Linked DNA regions of Mus musculus: region 2 is linked to region 1. The links are chromatin loops, found by intact Hi-C in ENCODE. Cell type or tissue: left cerebral cortex. All regions are shown on one strand. Each heading gives the region's core, and the rest is flanking DNA. Links, peaks and the distances in the headings are about the cores only.

The links. A loop is a pair of places that touch in the nucleus more often than their neighbours do. Peaks named below come from ENCODE experiments on the same cell type or tissue, not always from the same donor. Only the 100,000 strongest peaks of a DNase experiment are listed, where the experiment ranks them.
Region 2: it touches region 1 in a loop (1.8-fold over the local background); 6 of 42 quality-filtered maps call a loop at or near these places.

Annotation. Positions count from the first base shown.
Region 1 is chr15:27,931,696-27,947,473 of GRCm38, reverse strand. The region is part of intron 1 of Trio (triple functional domain (PTPRF interacting)); the gene reads left to right. Among named protein-coding and RNA genes, the nearest start is that of Gm29975, 55 kb to the left of the region's middle. In left cerebral cortex, for the core only: a CTCF peak has its summit at 9,672; DNase peaks (open chromatin) are centred at 9,460, 9,686, 10,006, 10,323 and 4 more places; H3K4me3 peaks cover 1,029 bases; H3K27ac peaks cover 4,235 bases.
Region 2 is chr15:27,984,051-27,999,828 of GRCm38, reverse strand. The region is part of intron 1 of Trio (triple functional domain (PTPRF interacting)); the gene reads left to right. Gm29975 reads left to right here and starts at 4,747. Exons shown (of 5, transcript XM_017316826.2): 1 at 4,747-15,778. In left cerebral cortex, for the core only: no CTCF peak of the experiment used is centred there; no DNase peak of the experiment used is centred there.

The DNA of each region.
Region 1 (15,778 bases), core at 3,427-11,426:
CACCATGCCCTCCATGGCCACCCGGATGCCCTGCTCAGTTTGGTCCAGCTCTGAGACTCAGCTCCTCCCACTGTTGAAGGGCAGGGTGCAATGGCCGAGATGAGGGGACTGAAACTGTTCAGCAAGCAAGAAAGGACCTAAAAGGAGAGCTTTATTTTTAGTCACAAGGCCTTGAAAGTTGGAGATGTCCGAAAAGGATGCTTTTGGGCAGTGGGGACAGTGATGGAAACTTCCGCTTCCCCGAGGTTGATGCATTCACACAAGCTACACATTCTTCGTCGGATCCCAGCTTCTCATTAGACTGCCTCTTGAGTTTATCAGTGTCCTTAACTTCTTTCTTACATATTTAGTCTGGCTTTCCTTTTCTTCTAATCCAAATATAGTCCCCCCCCCCCCCCCCCAGGATTTTGTCTTTAGTCTGTGACTAGCAAGTTTTCAGATAATCTTGACTTTAATAGGAATGTATGACTTCAGAATAAGCTTTCAGCAACTAGGTGGTATGGGAAGTGTAGTAGCTTTACGTAGCCACTGCTACATTTACATAGCTGATGCCACATTGCTCAAATGGATTTCTTAAACATGTACGTGATTTATAAAAATGAGGTCAGTGTTTTGTTAAATGAGCCTTAGTAGGGATAAATGAAGAGATATGGGCCTGGGAAAGACTGGGGCATTACTGCTTGTGGGGATCCTGAGGGCTGGACCTAGGCTGTTCTTCCCCCTCCCCTAAATGAAGCCAGACCTCCTCCTCCTCCTCCTCCTCCTCCTCTTCCTCCTCCTCCTCCTCCTCCTCCTCTTCTTCCTCCTCCTCCTCCTCTTCTTCTTCCTCCTTCCCCTTGCTGTGGACAGTTGAATTTTGGCATTATCAGCATTAAAAGCATTTGGAAGCAGATCCAAGCCAAGCCTCTGTTAACCAGCCAGCAGGGTCTAAGACTCTGAGCTGCAGGGAGTGGGTACCTTTCCATCCAGGGTGAGCCTGACATGCGGGTGGGCCCGTGTGCATTCTCTAGACAGGCTTCCTACCCGATGAGGACTCTGACTCAGCCCCAGAAAGTGAAAAGTCTGCAGATAGCTTGTATTTATTTGGCTTATACAGGGATATGCAAGCTTATTAGTGGCTTGTATTTGGTAGGATGCAAATTTGGCTTCTCTTCTTCATTTTTCCTCCCATTTTACAGACGAAACTGGTTTCTTCTTTGTTAGGAGATGCTGACAAACCTCATACTGGAATATGATATGGTACAAGTTTACACTTTTGTGAGTTGTGGAACAAGTTTTTATGAGTTCATGGGTCTCTAGAGTGAGTAATTAAACTGGTGATCAGCTGAAAGAAGAGTGTTACCTTTGTGTGTGTGTGTGAGAGAGAGAGATGCTAGTGTTAAAATTTAGGCTCTGCTGTCTGTCTGCATCTCCTGTTTTGCTTTTCATGTAGATTATAAACAAACAAGTGATAGATTTATGGGCTAAGGCTCTTTTGCAAATACCTTCCTTCCATATTAACTGCAAGGACCCTTTTCATGAACACTTGGTGCATATGTACCCGTGTGTATCCTCCACTTGATAATGTGTCCTTGAGCATCATAAGTGTGACTCTGTCACCAGGAATTAGAAGGCGCCACTGTAAGGAAACACAGTAAAAGGGAGGGGTAGGCGGGACTTGAGGCTTTACATAATTTTGTAGCGTGTTCACAGAATTTCTGGTCTGTAAAACAATTTGCTGAATTAGGCTTTCTTAGCAGATGTGCTGGGAGCGAGCAGACAATTTCTGCCTTTGTCCCTACTTAGAACTAAACGGCACGCTCTGAGGACCCCAAGAGCCTTCTGCTTAGTTGAAGCGTGCTTGCTTGCTACACGGGGCTAAAACTGGCTTGTTGTGGATATGGCTGCCTTTCCCATCCTGAGACTGCCTGCCTGTGGACGGCTTTGAGGAGTAGCCAGGCACACACTGACTTGCTCACTTTGGTTTCTTGGTTCTCTCTTCTTTCAGACCCTGTGTCATTAGATTTATATTTACTTATAGGTTTATACGTTTAGATATGCCATTTACACTAGCAGCGCAACCTGTTGGTGCCATGGGTGTGACATGAGTGACAGCACATTGGCAGCTTGGAACATTTTTCCACAACAGTTCAATACATTTGAGTGCTACAACTTTTTTTCCTAGTAAACCTAAATTATGCGACATGATTCCGATAGTGCTTCAAGTGATAGTGATGATAATGAACTGCTCAGAGTCGCTTGTAGTGCTTACTCTGTGCAGGCACAAGCCTCCTCATGCAACCCTGCTAGGTGGGGGTACACACGCAAGAACGTGGCACGACACAAAGGCTGCCGCAGTGCACGACTCAGATGTGGAGTGCAATGATGTGCCGTCTGTGCCCTCAGCTCAGGGCAGACTGCTGCCCTACCCACTCTACTCAGTGTTTTCCAGCTCCATCAGCATGGCCTCAGGTGTGCATCTGGGTCACTCACGTAATGAAGATGGAGGCACCCTCTTTTCTTCACCTTTGTATCTGAGCATAGGGACAAGGCTGTTGCCGTAGAACAGAGCAAGCTCTAGTATGGGCAAATCTCAAGTCACTAGTAAGGGCAAATCTCGAGTCTTCGCAGTTGTTTTTTGTTTAAAAATAGTATTTAACCTGGCTGTGGGTTTTCCCTTTGTGGATCCTCACAAGAGATTCCCATGTTGTCTGCCAGTTCAGAGAACAATCAAGTTTGCGTTTTCACTCTTCAACAAACGCAGCGCTAGAGGTGAAGAGGATGCACAGGGTACTGACAGGCAGCCTGACCTTACGTTCCCTCAGCACTTCTGGAGAATAAACCAGAAATGGGAAGCAAGGTCCTCACCTTACTTCTGTACACCTCACTGGACAAGGTGTATGTGTGCGCATGTGTGTACACATGTATGTGTGTGTTTATATGTGTGTATGATGTATTTGCACATGTGTGTGTGTGCACATGTGTGCATGCGGGCTTGACCACACCAGCGGAGCCCAGCTGGTGACACTCCTCTTCTCAGGACAAGCAGGAAGAGTTTAGATCAAGCTCTGTCCCTCTCTGTGATGTGTGAGGGTGCTCACACTACCATTGCTTTCTGTCCAGCTGCTTCCCTGAGGTTTTTCTCTCGGTTAGTGTTCTAGGTGTCAGACAGTCTGTCTGTCTGTCCTGCCTCTTCTGATGCTTGTTCTTTCCAGTCTGCATTCACTGCACTATTCTTCGGCATTTGGTGTGGCCAGCCCATGCAACCTTTTGACATGAAATGAACTGTTTTAGAAGATACTCTTCAGTGCTAGCAGCCCCTCCCTCCTCCTTGCGTGCGTGTGTGTGTGTGTGTGTGTGTGTGTCCAGCTTAAGGAGGCTTTAATTCATCCTCCTGCACGTCTGCGGCGCTTGATTAGAAGGAAGTCGCACATGCCGGACTCACTGCTCTCTTCTATTCTAAGACTATTTGGAACTAATGAGAACGTGATTTCTGGCAAGAGGTATGTCACGTGGAGACACAGACGAGAAGTATCAGCAGGTGGATTCGCCTCTAGCGTTTGCCGTGAGTCAGACACGCACGGTGAATGTAATTAGGTTTACTAAAAGACCTTGTTGACTTTGTGAGCTGGCAGTGTCTCCCTTGCTTCCATACAGTTTTTTGTTATCTGTTGTTGTTGTTGCCTGTGGAGGTGGAGGTGGTGGTGGTGATATTGACTCTGTTATAGGCATGCCTGCAGTCTAGAGCCCCTAATAGAGGTACTTGTGGGAAAGCAGCAAAGGCCTCATCTGAGCCTCTTCTGTTCTGTTCAGCGAATTCATTGGTGCAGCAACAATGCCATATGTGGGGCCGTGCTTGGCAGAAGGAATGCTCTCAGGGAGGGGTGACTCAGAGCCCAAAGCCAGGCTGCACTATTTAGCTGCCGGTGGTGGCAAGGCACTTTAATGTATAATGCCTTGGGCCTATTATCTAACATAAGGCCAGGGACATAAAACTCAAGGACTGATGTCTTACCCATTTCATTAGACCTTAAAGTCTTTAACACCTGGTGGGGCGGTGGGGGGGGGGATTCCTTTTTTCTTTTTCTTTTAAAGATTTATTTATTTATTATATGTAAGTACACTATAGCTATGTTCAGACACTCGAAAAGAAGGCATCCGATTTCGTTACGGATGGTTGTGAGCCACCATGTGGTTGCTGGGATTTGAACTCAGGACCTTAGGAAGAGCAGTCAGCGCTCTTAACTGCTGAGCCATCTCACCAGCCCCTCCTTCCCCCCCCCCCAAAAGATGCTTACCGGATTGGATGATAGATGCGTGATATTTGAAACAACCAGTTTCAGATATGCACTTTGAAATGCTCACTTCTTACTTTATGATTTGACGCAGAAAACGTATAGGGTTTTCTGTTTGTGGTTGGCAATCATGGAGAAGGCCGCCTCACCTGTAGTGGTCCACACACTTTCCTTTAAGGCTGGCAGAGGAGGTTTTTTTTTTTTGTTGTTGTTGTTGTTGTTTTTTTTCCTTTGTGAGGCTTTATAGAATTACTAAAAGTAAACATTTATGACCCACTTTCTGAATTCTAAGCATAGCCTATTCTCAGCATAGCCTATACTTTATTTTGTTCCGTATTGTGGCAGTACTCTATGATATGAAGGCTATTGAGGGTAAGAATCAGCCATTGAAATAAGTAGGAAGTTCTCACTGACTTATGGAACATTTATCCCAGTTGTATCTCTCATGGCAAAGCGTTGAATCCTTTACCCATCACACTGGCCAGGAGCTGGCTCCATGTTCTGCTATCTGCTCTGGTTGGGTTGGAGTAAGAAGGAGTGGGCGGATTTCCAGAGGGAGGCTGCAGATGCTGGAGCTGTAAACACAGGGAACATGAGACTTAAGACCGGGGATAGGCAGGTGTATTGGGCTATATTAGGACAGCCAGGGGAGGCCCAGATGAAGGCACAGAATCTAAGGGGGGCCAAGAGGTGGGCACCTCCAAGTTAAATACAGAGCTTAGCGGAGGTGGCAGCTTCAGACAGGCAGGGGGCTGAGGTGGGCAGAGAACAGAACTGGTCTGCCTTTGAATTGCTTTACCACTGGGAATCGTGAGTCAAACTCTGAGCAAACACTGACACATTTTTGACACCGGGCCTGGAAAAGCCAGTGCGTCCCCAGAGTCAGAGAGGAGACAACATTTGCCAGGCAGCTCTCCTGTCATTGTGGGGCTGCCTCACATGCACCTGTGGATGGCCTCTCCCATTCTGTGGTGTGCACATTTGTCCGTGTGTCCCAGCCTTTAAGTAGGGTTATTGTGCGTCGCTCTCTCACCTGTTGCAAGGTTGGCACGGCTTCGCCATGAGTAAACCCAGGAATCTGAGCTTTTCTCTCACTGAAGTTTCTGGTTTCAACCAGAAGAGTCTTTTGAATGTGCACGGTAGGATCAGTGCAGAGTTTTCCAATGGCCCGGGCCCTCTTCGACACCACAGAGATTCTTATTCAGGGGAGTAAGTACAATTCCCTCCCTTCTGTTCCGTGCTTCAGTTAGAGGAGAAAGGCTTATGCTATTTTAGATGCAGCTGTTAACAACAGTCCTATTTTCTTAAGAGCTGGGCTTGCACTGCTCAATGACAGAGATCCGAGAGCAAGCTGAGGACAATTCTATGATAATGAATAGGAGATGCCTCCAGACGCACAGCTCTTCTGTGTGGGGTCAGTAGTCTCTGCAGAGGACACTGTGACAGACTGGCCCTGTTCCCTGAGTGGACTTACTGTCTATTCCTGAGGAGGAAAACAAAAACCCAGAGGTGAAGGGTGCACAGGGCTTGATAGTTGGGCTTCATGTGTCGGGCCTGGGAAGTGAAGTTCTGATGGGTGTAAGGGACCCATGGCTGGTGACATGACATGTTTTCACGACTGTCGACTCGGGAGTTTGACTGAGCCTAAGCCCAGTTGTCCAATTGCTTGGCCTTCCAAGGAGATAATTGCAGCGACAGGAGTAAACACCCACGCTAAGCACTGAATGTCCACGCTAAGCACTGAATGTTTTAGTAACTATTCCAAGCAAAACAAGACTGGAGCTACCTAGTGTTAGAGTGTGTCTGTATTAACTGTTTCGTGAGTATTGTGGACAGTAACTCTTCCTTAATGATAGAGTCGGAGAAACAGACTACTTAACTTCCTTGTCCATTTGATTTCTCTCCTCTCTTGAGCCATCTCGTTGATCTCGTGAGCAGTAACAAATGTCCATTTCCTTTTGAGACAAATCGGGAAGTGACAGTTCATATTAAAACAGGAAGCCCTTTGGATCACCAGTGTTTTCCTCCCAACACCCCGCACCACGTGTAGCTTTAAAACATGATTTACGATGCATTGGAGTGGTGGGAGAGTCACAGTGGTCAGGTATGGGCTGGAGGCACACAGGCTCCTAGGATTTACCCAGTGTGGTATTTGAAAGCTGCAAGACTTTGATAAAGGCACAAGATCATTGTTTCAAACTAGTGTCACTGGGAACAGTATGGCCGGAGGTGGGGTTCTCTTCTGTCTCTACTCTGGGTGACCTCAGGAAGATCATGGAGCCATGTAACGAGCAGTTCTCCCTGGCTGTTACCTCCTTGGAAGGCCAAGCACTTGGACAACTGGGCTTAGGCTCAGTCAAACTCCCGAGTCGACAGCCATGAAAACATGTCATTGTGCTTTAGCTAATCAAGGGACGCAAACTACTCTTTGCCAAGACCTCCCTCTTGTTTCTTAATCACCGTGCTCTGCCCATACCTGTTCCCCATCGCCATCCTCCGTTGCAGTGATGGGGCGTCACAGTAGCTTAGTCTTCAGCTCAGCTCTCTCCGTTTCAGCCTCCACCGTCCTGGTTCATGTTGGTTCCTTCACATGGGAACTGGGAACCAGAAAAGGAAAAGGGTGGCATCTCTTAGTGAGGGATGTTACCTGCTAATCTGTGTGTCTTTGCTTTGTTTTTATCCATGAACCCATCATTCAGAGTCTCACCCCCATCTCTCTCTCTCTCTCTCTCTCTCTCTCTCACACACACACACACACACACACACACACACACACACACCCCTATGTGCACACAGTGGATGAGTGACACTTCCTTTCATTTCCTGAAGCCCTGGCCACTTTAAGCATCTCTCCTGGCCTTTGCCCCGTGTCATTTGCCCACATCGGTAGTATGTGCCTTTGAAGATGGCAAACAGCGTTCCCACTGTCTGTGCCACCTTCTCCCTTCCCAGTACCTCAGCATACTGAGCCAAGATGCCTCGGGGTGTGCTCAGGTGAGTTGCCTGTCAGCTAGGCCTGTTCCTGTGCCTGGCACCAGGATTGAGGGTGTGTGGTATCTTCCCTTTCTGCCCTTGGTTTTGGGTCCTGAGCCAAGTAAAGAAACTGAAATGTCTTGTTCAACTCTCAGTTGCCAAGTTAGATGCTGCTGCTGCTGCTGCTTTTGCTGTCTGTTACTTTGATGTGTGAATATGAACCTCAGAATTATGGAGATCATCAGTCAGAATTAGGAATAGTTTTAATGACATAGGATTCCATTATGTTGAAAGGTGGTAAAACACAGCTTCAAGGAGAGGTTTGTTAGTTCTCAATCCTATTATGGTAACCTGTTCACATAGGGAAGAAAAACTTGATTCTTTGTATCTTACTTTCTTCGGAAAATCCACTACATTTTATGATTTCATTGTAGATTCTTTCTTACAAGTTGAACACATGATCTATCTATCTATCTATCTATCTATCCATCAATCTGGCATCTATCTTATCTGTTTATATCTATCAATCATCTATTATCAGTGTGCTTATATTATTATTATTATTATTATTATTATTATACACATCAAAATACTTGTTACTTTGTCAACAGAGTTTACAAGTTAGACTGATTATATTGCTAAAAAGGTGGGATTTTGTTACAATTTTGCTTAGACCTCTGAGTTTAAGGAGTATCAGTGGATTTTGTATTTGTATTTAGGAAACCCCAGCATTAGAAGCTGGCAAAATACCAATATAAATGAGCAAAGGATTTTGGAGAAATCATGTATGCATATCTGTAGCTTTACTCCATTTGTATTTTTAAAACAATTAGACATGGATGTGCGACCTGAGCATCTGCTAATGAGCATCCTGTCTGCAAAACCTTTTGTCTAGTGTTGCTACAGGGAAGTGTGCTGGATGTATTTCAGAAGCATCCGCTGCCAGTTCAAAGTGACATTGAATAGATTAGTAGGGTTAGATGAATTGATTCAAGCCATTCATTACTCAACTGGTTAATTGTGTGTTGACTGTGTAGATTAAATACACACAGGGCCCTGGCAGCGTCCTTGAAGCCAGGGCCTTATGGGGGCAGACAACGGATCCCAGGTCCAGCCTTGTTCTCTGTGCATCGAGCAGGGTCGTTCCTGCCTTCTGGGTCCCTCTCACCTATCCTGAGTTGGGCTCTGTTTTGGAGCAGATGGTCCTCAGTAGAGCTGACGTTTGTTGGCACTGTTGTGGCACAGTGTGCCAGGCACTATGTTCAGGGTTTTAAGGCTTGCCTGTTAGTGCTTAGGGCAAGCCTGCTTAGAGACTCTAAGGAGTTTATTAAGGTGCGGTAGTTCTTGGGTGTGCTTCCAGAGGCTGACTTCCTTAAAATGATGTTCTTTCCTGTGAGTCTGATTCCCCTCCAGGTGCTCTGAGCTGGAGACTGCATAGGTGAAGCACAGGGACCCTGGTGACGGGGATGCAGTTCTCTCTTCAGGTGTTTACAGGCTGGGGTAGACAGCCTTGCAAAACTGCCCTTGTCTGGCTTCAGGCTTCTGCTGTTCTTCCCAAGGCAGGTGCATACACAGGATTCTCACGACAGCTCTGTAAACCAGACCTGGGCATGGAATGGCTGCGGATTATTTCTGGTTCTAGGGCCATCCTGTGATCCTGAGGTGGCTGAGGTGGTTGTTATAAACTTATGCCAGCCAGCTGCTGGGCCTCCTTATTTACTGAGTGAGTACCCAGCACTCACTGGGCTGTCTGTGGAAGAGGGAATCACCAATGGAGTGTGTGTCTGCGGGTTCTGACGTCCTTTATTCTGTTCTGTAAGTTTAATTTGCATTTGTCGAGATCACACTAAATGACCCGTAGGCACAGATCCTGTGCTGCTCTGCTGGACGAGGTTTTGAATGACCGTTAGCGGCAGGTGTGTTTGCTTACAGGATACATTTTGTGAGCAGGCTTCTTGGTAATAACATCATTCTGGGCTGGCGCCTTCCCCCATCCCCACCCCGGCTTTCATTTATTTGTTTGTTTGTTTGTTTGTTTGTTTGTTTATAATTTAATGGAGTCACTGTAAATGAGAACAGAAGTTGCCCTGCGTGGGGATGTGCCCAGCTCTCCTCCCTAACACCAGCTCTTCCGTCTCTGTTGGCAGTGAACGCCACACAGTGTGGGGAACTGAGAGTCTGTGCGCAGTGGGAGGAGAACTGTCCTACCTTCCTCCCAAGACCGCTCCAGTCTCGAAACAGTGCATTAGACAAGACACAGGGAAACGATGAATATGAACCGCTAGAAAAATCCAACCTGCTTGATTATATCGTCTTTGGGGGACATGTTTTTATTTTCGACACGGAAGACAAATAAGGGCGACTTTCCACAGAAGCGCAGCTCTCCGTTGCAGCTCCCTGTGGTGCTTGCAGCACTGAACAGCCCCTCCTGCAGTTCATCCTCGCACAAAGGAGATGATGTAATCCCTTTAGCTCTGGCCACGTGGCCAGCATGCCGTCACTGTCTTCACACAGATACCTCTGTGCTGCCACGGCCCTATTGGTTTCTTGCAGCCGCGCATTTGTAATTAAATTGCTTTTCCTTTGTCAGGCTGCCCTTCACATGGGGTCACAGGAATGTGAACAAGGCTATCCTGCTCGCAAGGAGGGATTGCACTGGTGGAAATCATAACCAGAAAAATGACCAGAGTGTGCAAAGCAGCGGAGTCTCCTTGAGTGGTGATGGGGGCAGGGCAGGAATGTTTGGTTGCCAATAGCAACCACTTGCTTCATTATTAGAAGAGAAAACCTCTGGACTTTCTGCTTCTCTCTTTTCCCTTGCTCTGCTGTGACTGGTTGAGGGAAGGGCCAGCAGAGATGTGTGCTGGAGAGGGGAGGAGACAGATGCTCAAGGGTATTCAGCTGGATGTCCATACAAGCACATCCTTTCCGACACCTGAACCCCCGCCGTGTGCGCTGCCTCTGGCCATGCCCCTCTCCACTGTCGTGACTGCATCCCGTGGCAGTCATAGCCACATGACAGCTGCTGTGAGCTGTGCCACATTCCGCCCAGCTCCGGTGCAAGATGCTTGCATGCATTTTCTCTTTGAATGCTCCAACGATTCTCCGAAATGCATGACTCACCCAGGAAGAAACTGCAGCCAGGAGAGAGGAAATGATTGCTGTGGCCCTTCCAAGCCTAAAGTGATTCCACAGAGGAGTCAAAGAAGGGCTAGAAAGACACTGATCCACACATTCAGGCTTGCCGCCTTCTGCAATAAGTCAGTAGTCTCTGGGTCTGTGAACCCACCACAACTGAGGCTTAGTTGTGCAAACTAGCGCTATATACAAGGGTTTAATTTTCCCAGTGGTATTAGTTTAATGACCAGGTGGTACCATCAGAAGATTTAGGTGGCTGCAAGGTGGGGCTGGTGAAAAAGCTCATTGCAGCTCTCACAAAGGTCCTAGGTTCAGTTCCAAGCACCCACATCAAGTGGCTTACACCACCTGTAATTCCAGTTCCAGGGGATCTGACACCCTCTCCCAGTCTCTGTGGGCCCTGGCACACATGTAGTCTACACGCATACACACAGGCACGCTGTTTTAGTTTGTCTCCTGTTTATGTGATAAAATGCTGACGAAAAGCAACTGTGGGCAGAAATGGTTGATTTGATTTAGCGGTTACCCTCATCAGTTGAGGGGTTCCAGGGAAAGAGCAGAAGCAGAGACCATGGGATACCACTGCCTCCTGCCTCAGTTTTCATGGCTTGCTTAGCTTGTTTCTTAGACATGCCAGGACTGCATGTCCAGGGGTGGCACTGCCCATAATGAACTGGGCACTCCTTCATCAGTAACGAATCAAGAAAAGCCTCATAGACTTGCCTAAAGGTCATTTCTCAGATTTACCCTAGTTTTTGTCAAATTCACACACACACACACACACACACACACACAGACAAAATAAATCTTAAAAGAATGATAGGGCTCCATTGATGTCATGGCGACAGTTTTTGAAGTGCAAACATCTGGATCGCATTAGCAAAGCAGCTTCTAAAACCACAATGAGACAGCCCAGGCTGTTGGCCCAGCGTCTCCAGGGACCTTGCCGATAAGTGAGTGGCATTGGACTAATTTTGGTTAGTACTTATGGGCTGCACACAGAGTGACAGAAATAACTCCTATAAATCAGGAATCAGATCCCCTTGATCCCAGGTCCCCAAAGAGCCCTCCTTGCTGGAGAATTTGGACAGAGGGTGGGGAATAGATGTGGGGAGGAAGGCTTGTAGCACAGTGTGCAGTCTTCCCACCTGGCCCTTGTGCCTCGTCTCCTTCCCAAGGCCGCATGCACATTGGGTATATTGGGCTGCATTGTTTCTTTGAAAAGGTTTCTCTGTGAACTGAAGAGTCTTGTGGGAGGAGGGAGGATGTGGTGACCTTCTGCTTCCTGAGTCCTTGGCTCCGTCCATTAGGTTTTGGTGCTTTACTCAGGCTCACCTCTCTCCTGTCTAGGGATGCTATCTGAGGGGTGAAATTTACCTTCCTGGGAGTGGCTGGGGATGGGGCATTTGGAACAGCTAAAGCTGTACCAGCAGATGGCGAAGGGTGGAGGTGGTGATGGTGGAGGTGGTGATGGTGGTGATGGTGGTGATGGTGGTGGTGGTGATGGTGATGATGGTGGTGGTGATGATGGTGGTGATGGTGGTGATGATGATGGTGGTGATGGTGATGATGGTGGTGGTGGTGATGGTGGTGATGGTGGTGATGATGATGGTGGTGATGGTGATGATGGTGGTGGTGATGGTGGTGGTGATGATGGTGGTGGTGGTGATGATGATGGTAATGGTTGTTGGTGATGGTGGTGATGGTGGTGGTGATGGGGTAGGCTTTGGTGTTTGATGGGAAGGAGGAAAGTCAGACCTTCTTTAGCTTTGCTTTCCTTGGTAGAATAAGTGGTGGCTGTCAGGTGAGGCTGAGGGTTGAGAGAAGCCAGGCAGGTGTCATGGTGACTATGGTTCCTAGGTCCTGTGCTTATCTTTTTGCCAGCTGTATGGCCCTGCTCATAGGAATGGCCATCAGTCCAGTCTGGACAGTGACAGTGAAGTCTTAAACAGAGTTTCTTCTCCAGCTACTGATCCTATAAAATAAGACATCGAAATAAAAATCACCAGTTTGGCTTTGTTTATACACAAATATGTTTATAAAATCCAGGGACTGCTTTCTTGGCTCTAAACGCTCATGTAAATCTGTGTCCTGTTCCCAATGTTGAATGACTATGAAATGGAGCATCTTTGCGCACACAGCATTTCAGTGTGCTGGGCATGCTCACCTGGCAGGTGCACACAGAGAATCACTTTTCCTTCACGGCAGCTCCCCACCAGTCCCTTTCTGAGTCTCTCCAGCCACACCCAGTCACATTCCTGGCCTCCTTGGTTTGTTGGTTTTGGGAGAACTGCTCAAGTTTGCAGTAGTGGGGTACTACTGAGAGCCAGACTCTGTAACTCATTGGTAACTGCCAGAGTACCAGGAGTTCAGAAAGCTGAGCTTAAGAATCTTGAGGTGGCCGGGCGGTGGTGGCGCACGCCTTTAATCCCAGCACTTGGGAGGCAGAGGCAGGTGGATTTCTGAGTTCGAGGCCAGTCTGGGCTACAAAGTGAGTTCCAGGACAGCCAGGCCCATACAGAGAAACCCTGTCTAGAAAAACAAAAACAAACAAACAAACAAACAAAAAAAAAAAACCCAACCAACCAACCAAACAAAAAAGAACCTTGAGGTGACCACACCTATGGGGTTCCACTAATGCCCTTGATGAGGTACCAGTTTTAAGACCCATCTTTCTGATGTTTCACATAGCACAGCATACTTTCTACTTTTGATTCTCATAGATTCAGCAAAACATCCAGTCCTGGAAGTTATTAGAACCTTGCTATTGAAACAAGTTCTCACCAGGTAGATCTCACTATGCTGGAACTCGCTATTGCAGACCAGGCTGGCAACAGACTCACAGATACCTGCCTGCCTCTGTCTCCTGAGTTCTGGTGTTAAAGGCCTAGACTACCGATCCTTGCTAAACAAAAACAGACAGTTTTTAATTTTGTGTATGTGTGTGTACTTGAGTGCAGTTGCCTGAGTTACACGCAGGTGTGAGTTGCCGTGTGTGCTGCGAATCAAACACAGGTCATCCGTCCACAAGAGCAGCGTGTGCTACTAACTGCAGAGCCATCTCCTAGCCCCCAACACCTTGTCTTGGGCATCTCCTGTACATCCAACCTTCCCATATGTGATTACTCTGTTGTAGTCAGTGCTCTGTTGCTGTAAAAAGACACCATGATCATAGCAACTTGTTAAAAAGGAGCATTCAACTGGGCGTAGCTATGGTTCCAGAGGTTTAGTCTGTGGTCATCATGGTGGGAGCATGGGGGCATGCAGGCAGACGTGGTGACTGAGAGTTCTAGATCTGGATCTGAAGGCAGGAGAGAGAGAGAGAGAGAGAGAGAGAGAGAGAGACACAAGAGAGAGAGAGACAGAGAGAGAGACAGAGACACAGAGACAGAGAGAGACAGAGACAGAGACACAGAGACAGAGAGAGAGAGACAGATATAGAGTGCTCCAGCCAGCCAGCTAAGTACTGGGCTTGGCTTGGGCTACTGAAACCTCAAAGCCCACTCCCAGTGACACACTTCTTCCAATAAAGCCACACTCTTTTCAAACAGTGCCTCTCCCTAAGCATTTGAATATGTGCACCTATTTGAAGCCATTCTTATTCAAAGTACCACTTACCAATTTTCTCAGTAGACACAGCTAACACAATAGTTAAAGAGGACCCTGTGTGAGAATTTAGATAGGTTCTATTGGACAGACATGAAAGGGAGTCTGAGCTGTCGCAGCCTACTTTCTGAAGGTCATTTTTGTTTTGGGGGTGAGAGTGGAATGACAACTAATATTTTTATTCAAGATGCTATGCTAAGAAAATTTGGACTTATTATTGTGTTGGAAGAACTTATTCTGAGGTTTTAGTTTTAATTGTGTATGTTCATGTGTGTGCTTGTGTGTGCGTGCAGTGCCCTTGGAGATCAGAAGGAGGCATTGGATTCCTCTTAGAACTGGTGTCACAGACAGTTGTGAGTCCTGGGAACCAAATTTGGGTCCTCTGCTTTTAACAGTTAAGTCATCTCTTCAACCTCAACATAGTTACTTTATAACTTCCTCAGGTTGAATTTCTAATATGATAAACATCCATGAATTATGTGACTGTGGTATGTGTAGAGCCATGGTTAATAGCTGGAGCCCACACAGATCAGCTCTGGATGCTTAAGACTGTGGGGGATATAAAGAAGTCTTCATTGGGTGGTAGGAGATGAGGTCTTCCCTCCAGAGAGTACCAGGCGAGGTTCCTGTGATAGAGGGATGCTCAGAGAGTGGGATGGTGCGGAAGGCTGTTCCTACTGGAGAAGGGCAGGAAGGTTCCTAGCTTGTTCTCCTGTCTCTGCTCCAACTCACACCAGTAGTTATTGTGCACTAAATAGGAATTTATGAGTTCCCTGGGACTATAATACCCATTTATAGCATTATTAATCTGAGAAGATTTATTCCTGAAATTGAGAAACAACACGCTTTCTCCAACAACTTGGAAAGTCCATGGCTGTTGGAAGTCCGGCACTGCTTCCTGAAGATCCCCAACAGTTCGTTGTTGGTCGTTACCGTTAAGGATCTGAAATAGGTGGAAACACTAAGGGAATTCAGTTAGGATACAAATAGAAAGGGAAACATCTGGGATATCCGGGTTTCAGTCAGATGGGGATGATCAAATACAAAAACCCAGTGTAGAGTTTGGGACCTAGGAGAGAGTTCAGATCAATTTATAAGACATTCATTAACCAGCTCGCTTTTTGGTTGTTTGTTTCTTTTTAAAAAGATATTTTAGTAAAGGGCAAGAAATAGTTACATCCATGGAAAGTGACTTCTCTTACAGATGGGACAAACTTTAGAAAAGAAGTAGAGAGGAACTTGAGAATAGGAGCATGGATTTCACCCTCTGCCCAGAAGTGCTCTGGCAACGAGCTCCGGAGACACAGCCAGGGCTGTTCACTGCAGTGCGTTTTTAATAACAGGATTGGGCGACAGCTCAGTTTGCAGCGACGTTCCCGAGCAGGTGCTGGACTACAGTGACGTCACATGGAAAATGAAGCTCAGCACAAGGGTGGGTCAAGGCAAGCTTCGGGCGGATGGACACAGTGTGACTGCACACTTGAAAAGATGAAAGATCTGCCGAGAAAAGCACGATGAGTGCTTATCTGAAAAGTCAATGCAGGCTTAGTCTAGAGCCAGTGGCCAGGGGGTAGGGGTGGGGGTGGGGTGGGGTTCTGGGGTATTGGCTGGGCTAGCGATCGTAAACAAGGTGGGGCTGCAGACGTGTGCACGTGACACATACATGCACATATGCCTTCATGTATGAACAACACTCTGGTGCTCCTACACGGCCAGGGTCCATGGCGGACAAAAAGACTAACAGCAATTGACTTGAAAGCCCTTCTGTTTTACTATTAAGTAAGTAA
Region 2 (15,778 bases), core at 3,375-11,374, 52 kb before region 1:
AGAATCAAACATTTTATTTCTTTTTTAAAAAAATTTTTATTGAGCAGAGCTATTTGAAAAATTGGGTTTAGCTTCTATGGGTCATTAAAGTGTGTGTGTGGAGAGGGCGTGTTTCAAATGCCAGTTATCTGTTTGCACAGCAGGCCCTTTTACCAGTGGAATGTCTCCCTGTCCCTGCCATTGAAGATTTTATACACTTGACAGAATTGATGTTACATATGTTCATGTTAGAAAGGAAACAGCAGAGCTTAAGTTTAGTGTTTGTAAGGGTCTGTTTAGAGCAGCAGAGATAGCCAGGTCATATGCCTGGGTGCTCGCATTATTCTGGTACTTGTGTTGAAAACAGATTAATAATTAATATTCCAATTCAGTGTTTGAAAAAAAATACTTTTGTAAATAATCTTGCACAATTAGGTAATTCTTTTCTTTCAGTGGCTTATATTTCACATGCTCAGTGCCTTCAAAATTCAAAGGACACATTTAACATTTTTTGTAGTGATTGGAAGTTGAGCAGATACTATGGAAAATCCCTTGGTTTTTGAGACAGTCTCACCCTGTAGCTCTGGCTGGCCAGGCACTCTCATAAGCCAGATGGCCAGATCTAAATACATAGATATCTACCTGCCTCTGCCTTCTCTTGCATGGGACCTTGTATGGCCATGCCAGGAGGAAATCCCTTCTTTAGGGAAAGTGTCCAACACAGCCCCTAGTGCCTGGTGTTTCTACACGTCTGCTGTCATCTGACCTGAAACATCTGTCCACATGAGGTCTGAGTGGTCCCGTGCTGGAGCCTCTGTCCTATAGCCTGGGAGAGCACCAGGTGGGAAACTGAAAAAGGAAGAAGAAAAGTAAAAGCAGGTGTGTGTCCTGGAAGGGGCTCTAACGGGCTGCCTGACTAATGGCTTTGCACTCCAGGGGGGCTGAGCAAAGGCCACTCACTCCCATCTCCTGCTGGGAATCGAGAGCCAGCTTCTCTCCCGGCTGCTGCTTTAGGAGGATCTCTTCCTATTAGTTGCTGAGAGCTTGTCTGCTTGAAGGGGCTGCGGAGCATACTCATGCAACCCTGAGACTTGTCTGAAATACCCATCGGCCGGCCCACAATTACAGAAACAAACAAGTTTCTAAATTCCACTGTAACAACTTGGCTCAGTTTCTAATCTGCCTTTGTCAACATGGTCTGACTTTTCTATCTCATTTTATTTAGTATTATAAATCACTGTGTCTGCATGGGTGAGTGGCCGTGTGTGTGTGTGTGTGTGTGTGTGTGTGTGTGTATGTGTATGTGATGTGACCGTTTGTATAAATACGTAATGTACATGAGCTAAGGTCCTCGTACTTTTGCAGCAGCAGTCTACCTAAAATTAAGCCATCCTTTTTAGCCCCCTTTTGTCTATTTGACAGCCACACTGCTAAATGATTTTCCAAGTTCATGGAATAATTCTTTTCCCACTTAAGAAAAGAAAAAAGCCATTCTCCCTCACAGTGCCGCACCTCAGGCAAGGGTTCATTCGGCCTTACTGCTTTAGGTTTGCCAAACAAAAGCCGTGGAGTCGGATATGAGACGTGAGGACCACACAGGAAGGGCTCAGATCAAAGGGGAGGTCATTCCTAGGTGATGGTTTTCAGCCGGAGAATGAAGACTGGAAAGGAGAAGAAAATGAATGACGTTCCGGTTTGCTGACCTGATGATTGCTGAGGTCAGGTTGTTAGTCCTGTGTGCTGGCCTTGTGCTGAGACTGCCCCCTGCCTCCATATGTGGAGTGGTTAGAAAGATCCGTGCTGCTGGGTGTTGGAAAGGTGACAGGTGTTGCTGTCTGGCACTGATATTTGCTCCTGATTATTAAGCTGATCATGGGATGTACTGTCCAAACAGAGATGCTTCTGAGAATGAAACGGGGTGTTGCTGCTAATTATTCTGGAAAAGTAGGCTTAAACTGGAATTGTTCTGTCAAGTCGAGATGGATGGCTGCCTTACTGACTGCAGAGGTGGAGAGAGTCACACTCAGATATTGATGACTCAGGGGTAGTTTTCTGTGACTTATCATCTGCCTTGATTCAGTCCCGGACACATAATGGTGTGGACAGTTGACGAAGAGTGGGTCTGAGACATGATGCTGAGTCAGAGGCTCTGCCAGGAGTGTGCTGTCTGAAAGGACCTCCAGCACATTCCACGCTCCCTTTGCCCAGCTCCCGGAGTGGCTGGACTGCTTGTTTTGTGTGCAGTGAGCTAAGTGTGACTTGAGTCCTGAATCAGGATTTGTCAGCACTCGAGGCCTGGCCGGCTTCCTAAGCTTCTTCCTAAGAGCTGAGCCAAGGGGGTCTTTGTGCCCCCGCCTCCCACACGGGACTGCAGAGGGAGCAGGCTAAAACAGGCCTTTCACTGCCGAAGAAGGGGGCTAGAGGGTTATTGGCCACTGTCCCTGCCTGCTCCTGGGCAGCCTGTCAGCTCCCCTGCCTGGGGTTTCCTCAGCAGGCTTGGTGCCCCTGAATGAGAGAAAGTCCTGACAGTTGTTAGATTCCCCCAAGTAAAACCCTGACAACTTCTTTACAGGGTGTTAGAGAACTCATTCCATACTTCTTCTTAATTAATTACAAAAATTAAACCCATTTAACAATAAAAACTATTCTTTGGTCCTGAGAATCCTTGTGTTAGTTTAAGCATTCATATAAGCACATCAAAGTAATGTATGCTAAGACATGCTTTTGTACCAATCTGGCATGTACACACACACACAACACACACACCATGCCCGTTTAAGTTCACCTGAGTGGCAAAGGCATGTGCTGGCACATGTGCAGCCAGCTGGATGGATGTAGATCTGTTCTGTGGATGGAGAAAGGTCTGTGAGTTACACCCCCCAGGTTTCTGGCACATTCTTGCAGTAACCTAGATAGGAGAGTGGTTACATGCTGGTATTTTCAGCCCATGCGGCCTGAATTTCCAAACTTGCCATTTCTTCCTGCTTGGAGCCTCCTGTCCTCATTGGATGGATAAAAAGGTTACTTTGAAGGAGTGGAGCAAAAGAGGAGAGCTGACCTTACACCTTCACTGTTCCGAGCGTGGTAGGAGTTCAGGAGGACAGTTGTGCATGTTCCTGCCTAAGTAACCGTGCCTCCAGGTAAGCTTTTGGAAGAATCTCCTTTTTAGTGTTTATACATGCTATGCACTGAGTCTCCAGCCCCATTCCCCAGCCTCTCATCTATTTGCAGGGTACCCAGCCAACATAGCCTGTGTCCTACTGTGTACTGTGCTGGAAATTGGGCGAAGCGCCTCATATACATCTGCTCTACTGTGGACCACACCCTCAGCCTTTCCTCAAGTAATAAAAGGTGACGCTTTAGAGATGGCTTAGTGGTCCAGAACACTGACTATTCTTGCAGAGGACCAGAATTTGGTTCCCAGCATCCACGTGACTGTTTACAACCACCCGTAACCTCAGGAGCTCTGGAACCCCCTTCTGCTCTCTGTGGATAGTCATATCTATGGATAGTCATAAGAACGTGCGCATACAAACACACAGACATAAACACTTCTTGGTGGCGCACGCCTTTAATCCCAGCACTTGGGAGGCAGAGGCAGACAGATCTCTGAGTGACTGTCTGTCACTCAGACCTCGTTCTCTTTTCTCTGGGAGCATTGTTCAGCAGATAGGAATAAAGGAGGCCCCCCAAGAGGTGTTTTAGCGAAAGAATCAACTGAAAAATTTAAAAACTCTTTGTATGCTGCCTGGGTACACATGAGCCCCCGCAAGGCAGGAGTGTGGAGGTCAGAGGTCAACTTTTAAGACCCTTCCTGTGAGAGGCCTGGGGATCCAGCACAGGTTATCAGGCAGAAGCTAAGCCTCCTCACCTGCTGACCTGCCGCTGCCTCGCCAGCTTGCGCGAGGTGAGGTGTCAGTTTGTAGGCAAAAGAAATTCAGAACACTTAATACATCCCCCTGAGTATTTACATGTGGTCTTAGCCAACGGGCGAGAAGTCCTTTCCCTCAATATAAACAGTTGCTTGTTAAATATTTCTCTATCCTCAAAATAAAATAAGGCTTTCTGGCCAGATACCCATGGGAATGAGACAGATCAGAGAACAGCATTCAGCAGCGCTTCCTAACTGGGAGAGCCTTTGTGCTCCCCGCTTTGTATAACAACAGGTCTAACTGTGAGCTCCTTCTGGAGGAAGCCTGGCTGTCTCTCCTTCATTTGACAAGGAGCCTTTGGAAACACAAAGTGGCTAGCAAGCAGCATGCCTCCTCGCCTTTCAGAGTCCCTAGGGGTGGGTGGTGTTCTGTGACCCTGAGGGAACCTGCCATCCACTAATGTTTAACAGAGTTACTGTTTCACCTTGAGTTAATTTTCATACTAAGCATTTACTTTTTTTAAAAAAAAAAAGTGATCTAAGAGGCAAGGTTTCAGAGAGAGAGCGAGAGAGGGAGAGGGGAGAGAGAGAGAGAGAGAGAGAGAGAGAGAGAGAGAGAGATTGATTCTGAACTTGAAAACCTCCACACTTGTTGCAGTTCTCTGGTGTGTAGCATGAGGATTATGAAGGACGGTGTGGATCTGGATTTAGGGCTCCAAAGTCAGGTGAACAGCTGGCCGGAGAATGCTGCGGGTCTACACAATGGCTTCCTTCTCTACCAAATCCCCAGCCCGCAGTGACGGAATGCCGCGCAGAATTTATCCTGGGGAGGAGGGGGTTGAAAATGTTTTTGTGAAAAGAGCTTTGCTGCCGCCGCCACTCACCTTAGCAACAGCAGGTAAGGCTTGAGAGTTGGAGGGGACACTTCCTGCGCTCCGCTTGAATGCCCTCAGCAGAGATGGACAGTCTGGCAAGGCGGTGTATGAGGCCGCACAGACGTGCCAGTCCATGGCTTTTCAGTCATCAGACCCTAGACCTTCAGTTCTGCTGAGGCTTTGAACAGGTGCTTTTGTGGTTGTTGCTTTAAACTGAGAAGATTATCAGGGTCCAACCAGCGTGCCGGAGCATGCTGGGATTTGCTGTCTGTTAGCTCTGTTACAACCCAGGGCCAGGCTGATGCGACCGAGTCCTGTTTCCCGTGCTAACCATTCATATTCTCAATACAATGCAGTATACTTTTAGAGGGAGGCGCCCTTCTTAGTCTCTTCCCAGTGTTCCCGAGTTAAGTAAGGTCTTACTGTAGACCCTCTGTTCTTTCCGGTGTCTTTTCATTACGTACCATGCGTGCAGGGTTCTTGGTGCTTCAGGAGAGAAGCTGGAAGGTGAGTGTGTGAAGGGCAACCCCGGGTGGTGTTGAGCTTCTCTGTGTGACAGCAGGCCTGTCTCTTAGTCCCTTGTGATCTAAACAAAGGTCCCTAGAACATTCTTGTTCCGCTGAGCAGTTTCTGTGTGGGGTAGGGATGAGTGGCACCTACATTGCCACTTTCCTTCCAACCCAGCCCCATTGTCCAAGTGACTCCTGTGGCCTGGGATTGACTCCTGTGGTCTTGTTCAGAATTGAAAATATACACATTTCTCTATTGGCTGTTGGGCACTGTTATTTTCTTTCTATGTAGTTGCAGAAAACTTCCAGGAGGTCTTAAATTTAAGATTACATACACCAATAGGACAAACATCTAGTTAAATGAGAGCTAGAGAGGCTTGGAGTTTAAAGTGGGCAACTGTCTGGTCTTAACCTGATGACACTTAGTGGGCTTTTTGTTGTGTGTTCAGTGTTGAGCTTCTGTCTTCTGGGCCCTGTTGTCTCACACTGAAGACTTCCAGTGGCTCAGCACACAGGGGCAGATAGCTGTAGAACTCACTCCACAGAGCTTTCCTGACTCTTTATGCCCTTGTCTGTGACTGAGATGCCAGGTAGCTCAGAACCTGAAATCTTTCTTCATCCTTCAAAAGAGACTCTTTGGAGGGTTAATCTTTCTCTACCCTCTAGTGAAAAGCTGTTCTTATATCTGGTGTAGTTTACAATTCGTAAATTCGTAGTATCCTGAGTCAAAGAAATAAAGATTGGCTTAAGTGCTTGAGAGGAAAAAAAGGGCAATTAACACAAAGGAAAAGAACCTTTGGAACGGATTCTGAGGTAGATGGACAGATAGCAGGTGCCAGCACACCCGGGCAGGAATGAGAGGACGTGGAGGGCCTAAGGCTGGCTGTCACCTGGACTCTCTGTAAAGCACACCTGGACTCTGCCAGAGCTCAGAAAGGCACGTTCATCATTTCCAGGGACCCTGGATTCTGAACACTCAGGCCTCCCCTAACCCCTGTTAACCCTTTTCTGTTCACCCCCTGCCCCTGCCCCTTGCTCTCCTGACTTTTGTAAAGGCTAAGACGAGTGTTCTTTGCCACAGATATTCCTATTATGGTAGAACATCCTCCTGCTTTGTTTATGCAGATTGACTCCTAAAGACCAACCCCAGCTCAGCCAGTGTCATTATTCCATAGAGCAGTGACAGTAGGTGCGGGAGTCAGTGGGCCTGGTGGTGGTGGTGGTGGTGGGTCAGTCCCAGCTCACTCCTGCAGAGATGCCTCCTCCAGAAAACCTGGGACTCATTTGGGGATATTGCCCATCCTGTGCCACACACTCAGCAAAGAGTGCAGCAGGACTGGAAGCTGAGAGGAAGTTCCTGGGAAAGGCAAGCCCAGACAAGCCGCACCACTGATGCTCTGCTTCTGAGCTGTGTCCCTCCCAGGCCTTAAACTTGGCATTTATTATCGGAATCGTTACGCTGTTTTGCTTAAAACATGAGTGTGTATTAAACAGTTGTAGCTGTGCTAGGATTTTTAATAGGGAGTAGAATTGTCTTCTGTTTATTTGACAGTATGTACGACTTGTCTGTAATTCTTTAAATTGCTTTCTGCTAGCGTCGCATTTATATTTGGCATACTGTACTTGGGATATTCTGACAGACTAAGGCAGACGGGGAAGTCAGGAAGCAGTGTCTCTGTGACAGCGTAGCTCTAGATTCAGATCTGATTGCCTCTCTTACAAATGAGTTGCTTTCTGTCATGGGTGAAGTGAAGTAACCAGCGTCCATGGTGATCTTTGAACACCAATTGACAGACCCATGACTGGAACTGGAGTAGATCAGAGGCTGTGTGTGTGTGTGTGTGTGTGTGTGTGTGTAGTTTCTCAACCTTTAATTGAAGTCCTTAATAAAAGTCAACAGAAGACTTTCTCTCTTTTGAAGTCCTCGGTCTGTGAAGAACTGTTGGACCTGACTCCTGGTCCTGCCATAGTAAATAGTTTCCGAATATTTTTCTAGGCAGCTTGGTGCCGGGGTGTTTTGAGTAGCTTGTAAAGGAGAGTTTCAAGAGGCAAGCCTAATTAGCACCTTTGAGTAGTGTTTAAATGTTGAAGAGATTCATGAGACCACTGGAAAAGAAACCGTAACCTCAGTCAAGTGTGACATTTTTAACTAGCCCTTAGACTTTAAAACCACTTGGCCTGAGCTGGAGAAGCCAGCTTCGCCCATGTTTTCCTTGCCCAGTCACCAGGCCTTCAAGCTCCAGACTGGCCTCCCCAACGCTCAAACATATTCCTTTTTTAGAAATAAAAGTACCTGGCCTCTGTGATCCATGACTGTGAGTCATCCAGTGGATATGAAAGAACTATAAAAACATGCTTCAGGAGAGTTTTTCACTTTGTTACAGAGCACAGTCTAAATTTGGACTTAATTTGAAATTGAGTGGAAGGCTGGATCCTTGGTACCCCATGGGAGCATTCTGGTGATGCCTTGAGTGGCCTGGCCAGAAACGGGGAGGGAGAGGGACACCCGTGGGGAAAGGCAGGCTCAACCCCACCTAGACAGCTGTTGGGTTTGTTTGCATTTAGTTCCTGATAAGACAGTCCTTAATTCCTGGTGACAGGAGTTAGGCACTGTCATGTGGTTTTTGTCCTCCCCTGTTTTCATGTGGCTTAAGTCCATATTTATTTGAAGTTTCATATCAATGTCTAGCAATACTTAGGCAAGATAGACTGAACACAACTGCATAATAACCCCGAGAAATGTAAACGTAGGAAAATTGTAAGGTAAAGATTTTTGGACCATAGCAGTCCGTGGTGATGAATGGGGAGCTCAGAGGGGTGATAGCTTTGGTCTCTCTTTATTACAGATACAATTGACTTGCTAAGTACTGGACCATACTTGCTATCCTCTCTCCTAATTCTAAATGGCTCCTGAACTGTCAACAAAGACTCCAAATCTTATACCCAGCCCACACTTAACAAGGGAGTAAAGACTTTCAGGAAGCAAGCTTTGTTGCAGGCTGGACCTCAGAGATACTGCTGCTACCTCTGTGTGTCGTCAGGCTTTGTCGTGGGCTTCTTTCATAGTGTGGTCTGTGGCAGGTCACTGGCTTACCAGCCAGAAGTGTGCTCAGTGGCCTCCCCTCAGCGTGGACAGCCCAGCCTGAGCTGCATCCCGTCTGGAGTTTGCCATTTAAACGTCAGTTCTCAGTGGGTTTTGCATAGAACTCTCGGGGAACAGGCAACACTAGTGATTGAGCCGAGGGAAGTGTTTTGAGGGGTAACTAGCTTGTTAGACAGACGTTGAAGTGGGCTGCTTCCTGACTTGAGAAACTGTGGCAAGATGAGGCTTGGGGACGGAGGAAGGCATTGCTGAGGTAACAACAGGAAGCTGTTGCATCTCGGACTGGGATCTGTGCGTGTGGCCCGATGGAGGTTCCATTTGTCCGAGGCTGAGCTGGCCGAAATTCCCCTCTGCTGGTCGGAGCTGAAGTCCGCCTTCGGCTACAACTCTCTTGTTTTGCCAGCTGAGGCTTGACTATCACAAGGAACATGACACTTGTTTACAGGATGCAAACTTTGTAAAATTCCCAGTGCTCTAATTATGTAGGTTGCCAACCACCCCCTCTCCTGCCCCCATTTTTTTAAAAAGCATTTTGAGAAAGAGCAAGCTGTGTGTTGGGGTTCTGTAAGTGGTGTGTGGTTTCAGGGAGTTTTACAGTCATCCGGCGGCTGCTGACCCTGATGATGCTTTCTTTGCCGTATTTCCATGCCGTATCCCCATGTTACACTCAAGGAAGCAGGCATGGAGAGCTTGGCCGAGTAGCCTCTAGACTTGTTTAAGGGACGGGATGCTGTGAGCCCTGGTTCCCGACTCACGTTGAACCACTTAGCTTAAATTAACACACTAAATTTCACAGTGGCAGGCATGAGTGTAAGTAAATAAACTGGGTTTATGAAATCAGACCCACTCTCATTTTCCATGATAATGTGAAAAGCATTTCTGCTTTTTAATGCCCTCCCTCCTCCCCTCCCTCCCTCTTGGTTTATTTGGGTTTTTTTGAGACAGGGTTTCTCCGTGTAGCCCTGCCTATCCTGGCCCTCTGAGATCTTCCTGTCTCTGCCTCCCTAGTGCTGGGATTGAAGGTGTGTGCCACCACCCAGCTTAACATTCTTTCTTAATTTTCTTCTTTTCACGCTCCCCATTATTTTTAACCCACAAATAAGCACTGGAGGGAGAGGCCAGCCTCCACTGCCTCCACTAGTGGCGCAGCATGGGGTCCTGTTGTGTTTCCCTCGCTCACCAGCTCCATGTGTGTTCTAGGGAACGAATCCCATGTTGGTCTGTGGGGTGTGTGCTGCTTCTCCTAGAGAGTCCAACGACGTAGCTCAAGTTAAAGAGCTGTGAAATGAGCACCTTGACAGGCCCGAGCACTGCTGTGCACGTTAAATACCCACTTAGCAGCTGAGCTTTAGCCCACTGTAGTGAAAATCTTTTTCCACGAATAGTTCTCTAATGCTGGCCCTGAGTTTGGCCATGGTTTTCCCTTGGGATCATCACAATTTGCTGGTTTGGCAAGGCTTAGAAAGCCTCATTACTTCTGCATTATATTTAATTCTATTTTTAGGTTCAAGTATGTTGTAGTATTGTTGTAAAATGTGTCTACTGTTAAATTAGCCCACGTGAAGTCCGAGTCTTGCGAGCATCTTGGTGCTTACCTGCTTTGGCGCACCCCCACGGTTGAGGCTTCTTCAGCACTGATTTGACACCTCAGATGCTGTGTCTATTGAATTCACAATAAAAACCAGCACCCTGACTAAAAGGGAGATGTTTAAAATCAGGCAAGTGCAGTATATCTAGAATTAAGTTGGGGGTAGGGGGCTGATCCTGAGAGCACCAAAGAGCAGTTCTTTTATACAGTGAGCTGTGCATGGGATAATTCAGGCTATCCTCATCTGAGATGGCACACATGACCAAATCACTGAGTACATTAAGCTCACATATGAGCATGCTGAACTCATTTTTGTGCTCGTATGGACATTTTTAGCCTCACCTCTCAGCTCTAATAGGCCCACACTTCAACTGGGATTCTAGACAGCAAGGAGCTGCTGCTGCTGTAATTAACAAGTCAGTTTATACAGAGAACTGATAATATGGCAAGAGAATTCTTGGAGTTTGGTCAGATGCAGGCTACTATTTTGGAATAGGACTCTGAGAACCCTGTTCTGAGACGGGTGTGTCCTCCTGAGGTTCCCAGCCGGGGCTAAGGCTGGCTGGGAGACTATCCAACTGGTAGCAAACCTAGCCTCGACCAGGGGGCCTAGCTAACCGCAGAGGTAATGTCGGATTCAGACACCGAAGAAAGCCAAGGAAGATGGTGTCCATAGAAATCCAACACTCTCTGAATTGGTTTCTGTTGCTGTGACAAAACACTGACCAATAACAACCAATAAAAGGTTTATTTCATTTTAAAGCTTACAGTGTGTCATGAAGGGAAGTCACAGCAGGAACTTTTGGAGGCAGAAGCTGAGGTTGAAGCCTGTGGAGGAGCCCTGCTTCCTGGCCTGCTCGTCATGGCTTGCTCAGCCTGCCTTTTATGTATATGTATGTATATGTACAGGTACATACACATACACACACACACACACACACACACACACACACACACACACACCACACACACACACACAACCCAGGACCACTTCCAGGGCAGGTATTGCCCACAATGGCCTGGGCCCTCTCACAATGATTACCAGTCAAGGAGATTACCCCACAGACTGGCCCACAGGCCAGTGGGCAACTAGGTTCTCAACTGAGTTTCCCTCTTCCCAGGTGACTCTAGCTGTGTAATATTGACCCCCCCCCCCCAAAAAAAAAAAGCACAGCTACTTACACAAAGATTTTTTAAAACATACTTTTGGTACCTTTTAACCCCTTTGTTAAATGATCAGAAGAGATCATTTACAAAATATGAGTGGGTTTCGGTTCAACGGTCTGAGTCAGCTTGCTGTGGAGTTGGCAGTGGGAAGCCATTCTTCCCCACATTGTCGTGCTCTTTCTGTCGTGCCTTCCTGATGCTTCTTTTGTTCCTTGTTAAGACAGGGCCCATGGGGTCTCTCTCGCTGACCTCTTGCCTCGGTGTGCTGGTCAGCACCCTGGGCTAGTGGTGCTAAGAATGCAGGCTGAGCAAGCCACGTGGAGCAAGGTTGTAAGCAGCACCCCTCTGTCAGCTTCCGCTTCCCTGCTTGAGTTCCTGCTCTGACTTCCCTTAGTGATGGACTGTGATGTCCCAGTTTGGTCACGGTGTTTTATCCCTGCATTAGAAACCCTGCAACCCCAGGCCTCCCGTGCTGCGATTACGAGCTTGTACCACCATATCTTACTCACACACACGCACCTATGCCCACTGATGTTTTGTAGCTAATCAGTTCCTGTCAGCTAACTGATGTGGGTGCAGGAAGCCTTAGGATAAACACTTCGTTATCTCACTGTCTCTGCCCCTTTCTATTCATTAGAAGACCTGCTCAGATGTTCAGGGCCGTGACTTGTGGTCTTATGATCATGCTATAATTAGCATGGACTCATCAAATGGAGATTAGCAGGACTCATCAAATCTTAAAGATTTCTAGAGCAAGTGAATGGCTGGTGAAGTCTGTGGAGAAGTATCTGGGGACAGACTCACACACGTGGTCATTTGACACCCGTGGCTTTTAAAAGGAAGTGGGTAGCCCTATTACATAGTTCAATCAGATGATATGCACAGACGTGCTTCCAGAATTCCCTCATATGCTAGGTCACAGTTCCCGTCCCCTGAGATTGATACATATATAATTAATAACTAGCACAGCATGTTCTCCGTCTGAAGGGCCACTGGCTGGAAGAACATTATAGCCTCTGCAGTAACCCGTCCTCCTGGTCTCTTTATAGTCCTCCACGAGAGAAAAGTGCTGGCAGAGTGTTGACCAACAAATCCATCAACTGAATGGATGGAATCTGGCTAGTGTCTATGTGTGAGTGTGCTGCATTTCACAGTCACAAATACTTAAATTGATTTTTAGAAACTAATAAAAATTAGTCCCCACAAATATCTTAATGACCCTGAGGTGTATATTCAATGAATATTCTTTTTACCACTGCTTTTAGTCTGTTGATGCATCTTAATATTGTTAACACTTAGAATGCAATTGATAATGCTTTCTTAGATTACAGAAGGACCCCAGGCAAGCACATTTTGGTTCTGAACCTCATGATTTTGCTGTTTCCAGGAGCTAGCTTTTTGACTTAGCCCTACAAAGTGGCTCATTTGTACCTCACACTAATGATGCCCCCAACATACCAGGGATGTGACCGTTTGTAAATGTGAAAAGGCAGGTGTTCAGATACAGTGCAGCGTGTCATCTGTAGCAGAGGCAGATGGTGGCTACAAAAGAGAGTGCTTCTATTTGGGATACACAGCACTTCCTTGTGCCAGGAGATAGCTGTTCTTTGCAGTCCCTGGTATCCTTCATCTACAGTCAGCGGTGATCTGAACATTTTAACTGGGGAACTCTGAAAACGTAGAACCCATCCTCCTGCCTGCCTGCCTTCCATCCCCCTTTCTTTTTCTTTTTTCTTTTATTTATTTATTTTTCACACAGGGTCTCACCGTGTAGCTCCAGTTGTCCTGGAATTCACTAAGTAGACCACGCTGGCCTCGAATTCATGGAGCTCCAGCTGCCTGGCTATAATTCCTATTTTCATTTGCACGTCTTTGTGGGTAGTGTGATGGAAGCTCATTGCTGCCCGTGCTCAGCAGAAGTTGACTCAGCTTTTCTTCCAGTGTCTTGTGCTAGGTACATTACAGTGTGTCTGCTGGTTACTGCTCGGTAGCCATCTTGGTACCAGACTGACTGTTAGGATAGCACAGTGTTCCATACCATTTTGGGTTCCATACTATATCTGGGGATTTTGTCACATGTCCCTGGGACAAGAGAAGGATTATCTTATGTGTTATCTCATTTAAATAGAAGCAATCTTCTGTCAGCAACTTCTTGAAAATCTAAAGTAAATTGTACAAATTATTTCTGAAGTTGTTTATTATGCAGGGACAGCATAGATTGAACTACCTGTAAGGCCATTGGTAAAAAAGTGTGTAAACCAAGCTTGCTCAGACAGTTAACCAGACATCCTGAATAAGACACAAGTGTTGACAGCCGTAGTGGAAGGAGCACACCATGGCTGAGTCCATAGCTCTGTTCAAGCAAGGAGCCTCAGGTTTGATATGAAGCACAATAACCAAATAGCCAAAACAGTAAAAGCAGCTTTATCAAGGTCCAGTTATTGAACTTAGTTCCGCGAAGACATCCCCTATCTTCAGGGCTAAATTTGGGTTTCCTTTTTTTAAAAAGGGATCTCTAGTGTTGTATTAATTGATTGGTTTATCATCATTATCACCACCTCTACCAGCACTATTGTTACTGTCCTTTGTGTGTGTGTGTGTGTGTGTGTGTGTGTTTAAACACTCTTGCTGTTTAATAGTCCATGCTGGTCTCAAGCTTAGTATGTACAACCCAGCTCAGCTCACACCTACCTCCCAAGTGTGAGGGTTCCAGGCGCACGCACCAGTCCAGCCTGATTGGCTTTTCTGATCATGTGCACGTTACAGGTGATCTTCTTGTGAGACTCAGTTTACTCTAAAGATAAAGTATTCATCATCGCCAAGGAAGAAATACCAAATACGTCATGTGCTTCCTTACGCCAGCTTGTGGTTGGAGAACTTTGGTTCTCTGCAGAAATTGTTCTAGCGTTCTGCCGGTGGCTGGGGTGAAACGGGGGTCTGCGGGCAGGTACATTGAAAGCCTGTCGGCCACTGTGAGGGTGCATATTTGGGAAGGATTTCCGAAAACTGTCTTCCTGGGCCACTTTTCTGGAGGGCAGTTCTGAGCTTTGGTGTGATGCACACCTCTGATTTGAATACTTGGATGCAGCTTTCCGGGATGTCTGTGCTGGAGAGAGCTACATAAACATTGGTTGTGACACAAGGGACGCTCGCTGGAGAAGGCAAGCAAGCAGTTTAAGGAACAAGTGCACATTGCTTCTGTTTTCTGCTTGAGGAGACGTTTACCTATAGGTACACATGTCCAGATAAGACTCTTTTAAGTCTAGCTGCCCTTTTGAGGAGTATGTTTTCTTATTGTTTGCAGCAACCTCAGGGCCTTGTGCATTGTAGGCAAGCACCCACCCATCATTGCAAATCACTCTAGCCCTGGTATTTATGTTTTTTTTCTAGTTGATCATAAATGGCCAATGTTCTGCTTATGTATAAAGTATGATGAGATTACAATTATGTACCTCTCTTTATAAACATAGTAGTCTGCACTCTGAAATTGGTTGACTCCTCATGTCTATGCATTCTGGAATTGATTGACTCCTCATGTCTAGACAGTATTTTCAAATAGAGTGCTGTGTGCTATCATCTCCATTTGGTCCAAAGCAGGAGCTGAGCCACTGTGTATGGTGTGCAGAGATGCTCAGGCAGTTGGGCAGTTCAGAAGTTAATCTCTAACCACCATATCGACTTCCTGTCCTCGGCTTTCAGAGAGTGCCATGTTGGAAGGACATCTTTTCATTATTTCCACATGTTTTTCTGGTCAGTTTGTGTGAAACTGCATATTAACACTTTAACACAGCCTTAGAGCTTCCAGATTCATCACTTGATGCTGCTGGTGCCCCAAGCCCTTCTGGATGTAGTAGTGGCTGTTAGTACGTCTGTACTGTGGGGCTCTGGTCCCGCCACTGGAGTCTCCTTATGCTATAGCCAGTGTTACTTTTTTTTTTTTTTTTTTTTTTTTTTGGTACTGTCTCAGACCTACACCTGAGTGAGCCTTCTAGGCTCAGGGAATCTAGCATTTGTTTGCTTAAATATTAAGCATTGCTGTGTTGTAAACCCAGCCAGTAACATTAACACAGCTGAGAACCTTTCTCCTTAAAGAAGTTCCTTAAATGCTTTGGGGCACATAGTCCTGAGCCATGCTATTCCTGCATATAGGCACAGGTCTCTGAGTGTGAGAGAGGTGGCTCATGTTTCCATTGTGTTGATGGTTTTATTTATTAGGAGCGTGGGTGGAAGTACTAAGCCAGATGGTAGTACAGTCTTTGGTTAGGAGTGTAAAGGGCACTGTAGTAACTGGTTTCTTTGCTGCTATGCAGGTGTCTCATTGTGGAGAGGGGGGAAGAAGGGTGAGCGCAACAATGTAGCAAGAGATGATACATTGTTAAACTCAGTGCAGACTGCTGTGGTGGTATTGCTAGGTGGAGTCCATCTAGGAACTTTGCTATTTGAGTGAAATGAGTATTTTAATAGATGATGTTCTTTTAGGGATATTGCGGAAGTAAATGGGCACATGTCTGAGCATGTACAACTGAGGTGGCATAGTTGGCAATGCTAAGTGACGTGGGACACACTCAGCAGGAATTGTGTGCAGACGTCCTAATCCAAGAATCTTGAATGTGAAGGCTTCTGAGTGCTAACCTAATAGTGCCGGGACAGGGCACCGGGCACATCTGATGTCATGTGACAGCTCAC